2 separate regions of the Homo sapiens genome follow, and region 2 is linked to region 1. The links are chromatin contacts, found by Hi-C or POLR2A ChIA-PET in ENCODE. All regions are on one chromosome and are shown on one strand. The core of a region is the stretch at or near the end of the contact, and the rest is flanking DNA. Distances in the headings are between cores, read along the strand shown. Region 1 overlaps IL1RAP (interleukin 1 receptor accessory protein). Region 2 holds the start of OSTN-AS1 (OSTN antisense RNA 1).

The links. Hi-C counts contacts between places; a loop is a spot of excess contacts on that map. ChIA-PET counts read pairs that join two places held with the same protein, here RNA polymerase II (POLR2A).
Region 2: a loop to region 1 is called in a map of PC-9, with 6 times the contacts of the local background. The contact joins the promoter of OSTN-AS1 here to the enhancer-like site in region 1. A Hi-C loop is called at or near these places in 1 of 168 maps with a recorded cell type or tissue (PC-9). POLR2A ChIA-PET finds 5 or more read pairs at or near these places in 1 of 52 experiments (activated T-cell).

Annotation. Positions count from the first base shown.
Region 1 is chr3:190,584,033-190,588,576 of GRCh38, reverse strand. All of the region lies in intron 3 of IL1RAP (interleukin 1 receptor accessory protein), which reads right to left. Among named protein-coding and RNA genes, the nearest start is that of IL1RAP, 72 kb to the right of the region's middle. RefSeq lists enhancers at 2,570-3,103, 3,104-3,637. Within about 2 kb of position 1,961, at least 6 of the 41 ENCODE cell types and tissues checked have a DNase peak (open chromatin) inside an H3K27ac peak, as active enhancers do; they include PC-9, where a contact is called at or near this core.
Region 2 is chr3:191,232,090-191,236,633 of GRCh38, reverse strand. It overlaps OSTN-AS1 (OSTN antisense RNA 1), which reads left to right and starts at 2,029. Exons shown (of 6, transcript NR_133663.1): 1 at 2,029-2,062. The region is part of intron 3 of OSTN (osteocrin); the gene reads right to left.

The sequences.
Region 1 (4,544 bases), core at 712-3,211:
ACAAACATCTTGTGTGTGTGTGCATGTGTGTCCAGGTATATATTCCAGGACAACACTGTCAAGTCCAAGACACTCATCCCTGAGGACTTTTGGACTCCCAATGCTGCATGTGATTCCCTGCCTAGTGGAAAATGAATAATGAAGATGGTTGCTTAGAAAGATGTAGGCCGGGCATGGTGGCTCACGCCTGTAATCCCAGCACTTTGGGAGGCCCAGGCGGGCGGATCACGAGGTCAAGAGATCAAGACCAACCTGGCCAACATGGTGAAACTCCATCTCTACTAAAAATACAAAAATTAGCTGGGCGTGGTGGCGCATGCCTGTAGTCCCAGCTACTCAGGAGGCTGAGGCAGGAGAATCGCTTGAACCCAGGAGGCAGAGGTTGCAGTGAGCTGAGATTGCACCACTGCACTCCAGCCTGGCAACAGAGTGAGATGCCATCTCAAAAAAAGAAAGAAAGAAAAAAAGATGTAAGAGACCTTTTTATCTCCGTATGCTTTGAGGTAGGAAAATGTTTCAAATGCATCACTTAGAAATCATTGCCTTATTTCTTCCACCACATCCCACCAAAGACTGCAAATCCAACATTGTTGACATAATCCATAGTAATGTATAGTTTAGATGGAAGTTTTAGACATATTATATCCTTTGATCCCAGATATAGAGGATATTGCCCCATTTTGGGGTTTGAAAGAGAGGTTCAGAGAGTGAATTGGGAAGCTCACAGAGCTATTGGGCAGCAGTTTTTCTGATTCCAGAGTCAGTCCTCTATCCACTGACCTCAGGTTCTCAGGTCTTACTCAGCCCCTTGGTTTTTATTTTGGAGATTTTACATATAATTTCTTCCCTCAAACACTCCGCCCAATTTGATTCTTCATGTTGACAAACATCTCAAACCATGTTTTCTTTTCCTTCTGTGCTACAGCAAACTCGCTACTGATCCTTTCTTTGAATATAGGAATTCATCTTCAGACAGATCACTTTAAACTTCCTCATAGCTAAATATAGTTCCTGAGATACATCTTGTAGTATACCCTATGGAGAACAAAGACATAGGGTCAGAAGACCTGGTTTCTTGTCCTAATTCTGCCAGTGTGACCACCATTATAAAACTGCCACCACCATAGGAACTACCAGTACCATTCACTTAATTGTGAGTGTTTTCTATACGCCAGGTATTAAGTGTTTTACATTTATTATCATTTTCACTCTTCATAATGCCTCTTTCAGATAGCTTTATTATGGCCCTCATTTAACAAATGACGAGCATGAAGCATAGATAAGTTAAAAGATACCCACACAATTACACAGCAAGTCAGTAGGAGACGGGGATTCTAACGCAGATCTGTCACTCTCTAGAGTCTGAAATTTAATGCTGACTGTGACCAAGTCACTTTCCTGCTTTGGGATTCAGTTTTATCACGTATAAGAAGGTAAAACCAGATGATCTGTAACCCTGTCCATCTCTATAATATGATGGGTTTATAATCCATGCTAACTTCAAGAGTATTTTCTAGCCTGACTCTGAAAAATATAAATCAAGCCAGTTTTTCAGAGAAAAGAACGGAAGTGGGTGGGCACTCATTAATAGAAAGTAGAACAAAGTGAGTAAGCAAGTGAGACTCTTTCATGAAAAACATGACATCCTTGATTAGCACCTCCCAGCATCGGAAGGCACATATCACAGCCAAGAGGCAGCGGGGTAGATCACATCTGTCTAAATTAGAGAGTGTCACTATATAGTCCTGTTTCCAGTGGAGACTCCGAAGCTACCTTCATGCTTAACTTTCCCTCACAACACCCACTTTTAAAAAGCAGAGGAGTCAGAAATGTCAAGCTGTCCTCGAAGGCAGCTCCCTGGGGCATTAGCTGCCTCTGTCTTATTAAGTATAGTCAGGCATGACTCAGCTCCTCCATCAACTGTCTGGGAAGGAGAACATTTCATGCTGGTAGAAAATCACCTTAAGCAGAACAATGGAAGGCATTTAAGGTAGACAATTAGAGTCAGGTTGCTTATTGCTCAAAATCAAATCACCCTTTTCCTATTCTAGATAGGAGGGCATAATCACGGCCAATAGGGAAACAGGGCTGTCTTTGCTTAGAACACATCAGAGCCCCCTGTCACCTCCAGTTACAACTATCAGCCACTGAGACACCTCTTCTGTCTGGGTCACAAAGCAAGGTGAACTGTGGCTTATGGCATGTCCTTCAATCAATAAACCCTCAGTGAAAACTTACCACATGCAACAGTTTATGTTAGGCTCCAACGAGGGATAAAGATACAAGGAAGATATAGACTGTGCTCTCAAAGATCTCACTGTCAAGACTGGGTGGAGAGTCAGGCAAACAACCACAACACAAAGCAAAATGAAGCAAATGCTAAAAGGAAAAAATAAAGATGCAACGTGTCATAGGAGGGCAGAAGGCACTTTTAATTCGGACTTCAAGATGGGTGACACTCATCGGTGCCTTCACAGAAGAGATGGCATCTGATTTAAGTCTGGAAAAAATGCATAGAATGTGCACTGACTCCTCCTCCAAGGGGAGGAGTCCAGGCTGATGTGAGCCATGATGAGTTAGTCCATGAGTCAGCCGGGGTTAGATCACAGGGTGTGGGATGATTTCACAAAGCATGAGAATGGTAAAGGGTCAATGAGACTAGGGTCAATCAGGGTAAGAACAAACTTTATCCTTGTAGCAACTGAGAGTCACTAATGGTACTTAATGAATAAAGTGACTTTTTTTTCTTTTTTTCTTTTTTTTTGGAGTTGGAGTCTCACTCTGTCACCCAGGCTGGAGTGCAGTGATGCAATCTTGGCTCACTGCAACCTCAGCCTCCCGGGTTCAAGCAATTCTCCTACCTCACCCTCCCAAGTAGCTGGGACTGCAGGCACACACCACCATGCCCGGCTAATTTTTTGTATTTTAGTAGAGACAGGGTTTCACCCTGTTGCCCAGGCTGGTCTCAAACTCCTGAGGTCAGGCAATCCACCCGCCTCGGCCTCCCAAAGTGTTAGGATTGCAGGCGTGAGCCACCATGCCCAGCCTAAAGTGACACATGTTAATGATTAGTATGAGCAGAAGCAAAAGATAGGCTGGGCAGTATACTTGTGCCCTGAAGCTGTCTGATGGGTCACACACACATGCAACTCCACATGTGTCAAGCATGGAATTTCTTTACCCATTTGTTATTAAACGAAGTCAAATGGGACAATTACAGCAAACGGGCTGAGGGGGTGGGGAGATGCAGTGAGGCTAATGGCTTCTGATGTGGTCCTTTTGCTTGACAATGGTTAGAGTGGGCACTGTGACTGATCAAGTTGAGAAAGACTGCATTGCCTGGCACGGCCCCTTTTTCATCCCCTAATGCCCATCATCATCAAAGATAATACATGAGGCTGTAAAGAGGGAAGCCACTTTGTTACAGTTTGTAGGATGTAATCATCCACAGTCTTTATTGTTTCTCTCTTCGGGGCCTCAAAGTATTTTAGTAACCAGAAACCTCAATGAGTGACAACACTCTGCAGTATAGCACACCATCTATACATCCCTATGGCACTCGGGACATTATTTCGTGGGTTATAAATATTTGGATACCTGAATTCTCTTTCCAGCTACTCAAAAGCTCCTTGTTAACAGGGCAATGGTCATTTTCATCTTCCTAGATCCCCACTGTGTCTGAAAAAACCTAGAAGTTCTATAAACATACTGAGTAGACCTAAGAGACTATAGGAGATCCAGTGATGGGCCTGGGAGCAAGATTTTTAAAATAACAAGAAAATTAAAGGTTAGCAAAGACAAGCCACAAATCAGCTATTCAATGAAGAACTCATTTTCAGAATATATAGAGAACTCTCAAAAGTCAAAGAAAAATATCAGGAACTTAATTAAAAAGGGACAAAATATTTTAACAGACACTTCACCAAAGGAGATATACATATGACAAAATGGTCCAAATTATTAGTCATTATATAAATGTAAATTAAAAATCACACAAGATACTACTGTAAAACTATTAGAATGGTTAGCATTTTAAAAAATGGAAAATAGCAAGTGTTCATGAAATGTGCAGCAGCTGGACTCTCATTCATTGAAGACGGGAATACAGAATTGAGTATAGCTACTTTGGAAAAGAGTTTGGCAGCCTCTTATTAGGTTAAACATACCTAATGACCTTACCATATGACCTAGCAATATCAGTCCTAGGTAACAAAAACTTGTGTTGAGACAAAGCCTGTATATAGACGTTTACAGCAGCCTTAATCATAATAGCCAAAAACTTGAAGCAATCACATATCCTACAACTAATGAATGAATAAACAACAGTGGTATATCCATACAATGGAATGTTACTTGGTAACAAGGAATGGACTTCTCAAACATATGATAATATGGATGTACCTCAAATGTGTTATGCTAAGTGAAGGAAGCCAGACCAGTACAATTCTATCTATCTGATATTCTGGAAAAGGCAGAATTATAGGAGCAGAAAACGATCAGTGGTTGCTAGTGACTGGGTGTGGGGGGACGGCACAGTGGCAGCA
Region 2 (4,544 bases), core at 780-3,279, 650 kb before region 1:
AGACAGTAGTTATACAAAGATTAACAATCCTTTGTCCCAAGCCCTTGTAGTAGCGCACATCTCCCCAAGGATTGTTTTTTTTTTTGCGTTATTATCTTATATATAAACAAGCATTATACCTAAAATGGACGCATTCCTCCTCTTGCTTTTGGGCCCTACTCTCTATGGAGTAGGCATTTTTTTGTTTCTTCATTTCTGTAATAAAATTGCTTTCACTTTACTCTGTGGACTTGCCTTAAATTCTTTCTTGTGTGACATCCAAGAACCCTCTCTTGGGGTCTGGTTCGGGACCCCTTTCTGGTAACAATACCTCCTTCTTAGTGTGTGATAGAGATTTTTAAAAAAGAATGTACCAGAATATTAAAATGGGATGCTTTCTATCTCAGTTTTTGGCTGTGGCTTTAAAAGGCTGAGTAAAAAAGAGACAGAAAGAGAGAAAGTATGTGGGAAGTATTTCGTTTTGCATTCCAAAGTGAGGTGCTAGACTTATGTAGTACTTCCAAAGGAGGTTGCTACAAACTTAGTTTTTTCCAACTTCAATCCAATAAAAGGATTCATATTGAATAGCTCAGGAAGGGAGAATTTCTTGGGAGCAAGTTATTGAAAAACAATGGCATTTTCCTTCCTCCTTCATATGGGGAAAGGGCTTTGAGAAAAACACTTCGAGTTTAAAATATGTCCATTGAAGCATGGTGAACCTAATAAAATAGTGTCTATGAAATCTAAAGGGCAAGAAGCTGTGAGAATTGGCTTGATACCAGACTGAAGAGATGACTGCACCAAGAACTGCTTCACTTTCAGTAATGAGAGTCAAGGATGTGGGTTTTCTGTGGGCAGATGTAGAGCATGTGGAGAGAGTCAGCCTGGGTCAATTATAAAAGGGACCTTGCCCCAAGGGCTTTCTGTCAGGGCTGATGGGGGAAGCAAACTCATCAGGATGCTGATGGTGGTGTCAAATGCAGAAGATGAGAGAGTAGGGTGAGGATGAGGGGCATAGCAGATCTGCCAGAAGAGGAGTATTATTGGAGGTAAGGACGCCTATGTTACTATTCGCACTGGGGGTTATGTGACCCCCAGAAACATTCCAAGATGAGTCAGCTTTGAGCATTCACCAAAGCCATGAGGGCACAAAGACAGGTCATGATATTATGTCAAGTAAGACTTTGTTTTACTTCTCTGCATGCATCTCCATCCCCAGTTCTGGAGGAGACAAAAGGCAGCCTACTGTGATAGGGGAGATTGTGAATATAAACTGGCCACAAGCTCCTTCCCACTGAAGCCTTCCAGGATGAATGGGGTCCAAGCTAGGGAAAAGAGAAGCTTTATTAGTATTCATGGTTTGGGGTCACATATAAGAATGGTTATTTGAATTACTGTTATATGGTTATTTTTCTAGTACAAGTAACCATAGGGATTCTTATTATTTTGATGTGGCCAGTAGAGCCATTAATACCTGCCTTTGGGTTTACTCAAGGGGTAGGGAACAACAACTACCACTGAGTGGGTTGGAATGCATGGGGATGGGAGGAAAAGCTGTTTTTTCTGATTATGACTTATGGAGTTTTTCTCTTTCAATTAGGTGGTATAATAACAATATTCTGGAGCAAAGTGTTTCTTGACCTAAATCTACAGAATGTGTATAATTTTGCTGGCTATCTTCCCTCTGCTCTCAGATGTATGCTGCCTTTTCTCACCCTACTTTCAGTCCTAGGAGGCTGATCTTTTTGGAACATATAAATGTTCCTGTGCCCTCTGGCTTTGGTGTGGATCAAGCAATAGATAATTTGGGGAAGACAGAATAGAGGAAGAGGAGGAGAGAGGTCAGGATAATTTTCTCCTGGCCACTCCTTGCAAGACCTCTTCCCGGGAGTATGCTCCTGAAGAAAAGTCACTACTTTTCTTTTCTTTTTGTGCTTTGCTTTTTTTTTTTTTTTTTTCAGATGGTGTCCCGTTCTGTTGCCCAGGCTGGAGTGCAATGGCGTGATCTTGGCTCACTGCAACCTCTGCCTCCCGGGTTCAAGCGATTCTCCTGCCTCAGCTTCCCAAGGAGCTGGGATTACAGGCGCGTGCCACCACACCCAGCTAATTTTTATATTTTTAGTAGAGACGGGGTTTCGCTTTGCTGGCCAGGCTGGTGACAAACTCCTACCCTCAGGCGATCCACCTGCCTCGGCCTCCCAAAGTGCTGAGATTACAGGCATGAGCCACTGCACCCGGCCAAGTCACTACTTTTCTCAAGGCATCTGAAACTCTGTGACTCTCTGACTTTTGGAAACCTCTTCCTTTCTTGTCTTTTCAGGCCACCGTGGGCTGCTGTGCCATCCATTATAATCTACCTGTACCCAGAGTTTTGTAAATAGTCTTCCTTTGAAAAAACCCTCCTCAAATTTTCCTATTTCAAAGGTGACACCTATTTCTTGTTGGAACCCTAACCCAATAGCATTTCTTGCTTTACTGACCTAAAATATTAAATGGGAGAATTAAAGCAATAAGAGTTGTACAAATATTTAATAGTAATTGAATTCAAATATAGAGCACTATTATTGTTATTATTTGCAAGACATTTTTAGTGTTGTGTGAAGGAGTGAGAGAAACCATTATTTAGAAAAATTCTAGGCCAATCATCAATTTTTTTTTTTTTGAGATGGAGTTTCGCTCTTGTGACCCATGCTGGAGTGTAATGGTGTGATCTCAGCTAACTGCAACCTCCGCCTCCTGGGCTCAAGTGATTCTCCTGCCTCAGCCCCCAAGTAGCTAGGATCACAGGCATGCGCCGCCACACCCAGCAAATTTTGTATTTTTAGTAGAGATGGTGTTTCACCATGTTGGTCATGCTGGTCTCAAACTCCCAACCTCAGATGATCTGCCTGCCTCGGCCTCCCAAAGTGCTGGGATTAAGGGCATGAGCCACAGTGCCTGGCCGTCAATATCTTCTAATGTTAAAGAGTCAGTCAGATAGTAGATACTATTCTTCCAGAAAAAAGTCAGGGCGTGGTAGCTCATGCCTGTAATCCTAGCACTTTGGAAGGTTGAGGCAGGCAGATCACTTGAGATCAGGAGTCCCAGCTACTTGGTAGGCTGAGGCAGGAGAATCGCTAGAACCCGGGATGTGGAGGTTGCAGTGAGCTGAGATTTTGCCACTGCACTCCAGCTTGGGTGACAGAGCAAGACTCTGTCTCAAAAAACGAAAAAAAGAAAACAGAAATAAAATGGTAACTTCAGACTTTAAACAAGTGAATGGAAATGAGAAAAATATTTTGGGCTTCAAAGTATAGTTGAGTTAGTGTTGCCCGGAGAATTGAAGTAATTTGCACATGAATCAGAAAATGAAGCTAGTGTCCTATTCAGGTAAAAATGTGTTAAGCAATACAAAATAGGAAACAACAGGTGGTTCTTTATTTCAAGTTAATATGACCTGATATAGGGTTTTCCCTGTTTAGCTTTTTATATTTGTTTCTTTTCATTTTTGTTTTCCCTAGCTTTCATGAATTTTTTTGTTTCCATCTCCTGGTGGACCTTTTTGAAAGTAGAGTTAATTTCCTTTTTCTTTTCTGATATTTTATAGTAATATAGAATTAAATAATATGTTTTGTACCCTGGTGACTCAGAGTTTTAAAATCTGGGATTATGGAGCAATATAATTCAGGGGCCTATACGTGTAGATGGGAAAGGGTTACATCTTTAGTTCCATTAACCTGTAAATGAAAGATAGCATTTATGACCGAACGCAGTGGCTCACACCAGTAATCCCAGCACTCTGAAAGGCAGAGGTGGGCAGATCACTTGAGGCCAGGAGCTCGAGACCAGGCTGGCCAACATGGAGAAACACAGTCCCTACTAAAAATACAAAAATTAGCCAGGTGTGGTGGCAGGCACCTATAATCCCATGCCTATAATCCCAGCTACTTGGGAGGCTGAGGCAGGAGAATCACTTGAAACTGGGAGGTGGAGGGAGCAGTGAGCCGAGATCTCACCATTGCACTCCAGCCTGGGCAACAAGAGCAAAACTGCGTCTCAAAAAAAAAAAAAAATGATTTAGTCACTGCCCTTCAGCCTAGGCAACAGAGTGAGACTCCATCTCAAAAAATAAAAATAAAAATAAACATAATTTTATATATATATATATAGCATTTACTTTATGAATATAGAAAAAAATAATAGTAATAGTTGTGTCTGAACATTGTTACTCATATAAATCACAAATACTTTCAAAGCACATTTTAATTATCACAGATGCTTTGAAATGGTTATGTTCTGCACTAGTTACAACAATTTTTTTTTTTTTTTTTTTTTTTTTTTTTTAGACAGAGTCTCCCTCTGTCACCCAGGCTGGAGTGCTGTGGCACAATCTTGGCTCACTGAAACCTCCGCCTCCCACGTGTTCAAGCGATTCTCATGCCTCAGCCTCCCGAGTAGCTGGGATTACAGTTGAGTGCCACCACGCCTGGCTGATTTTTGTATTTTCAGTAGAGACGGGATTTCACCACGTTGGCCAGGCTGGTCACGAACTCCTAACCTCAGGTGCTCTGCCTGCCTCGGCCTCC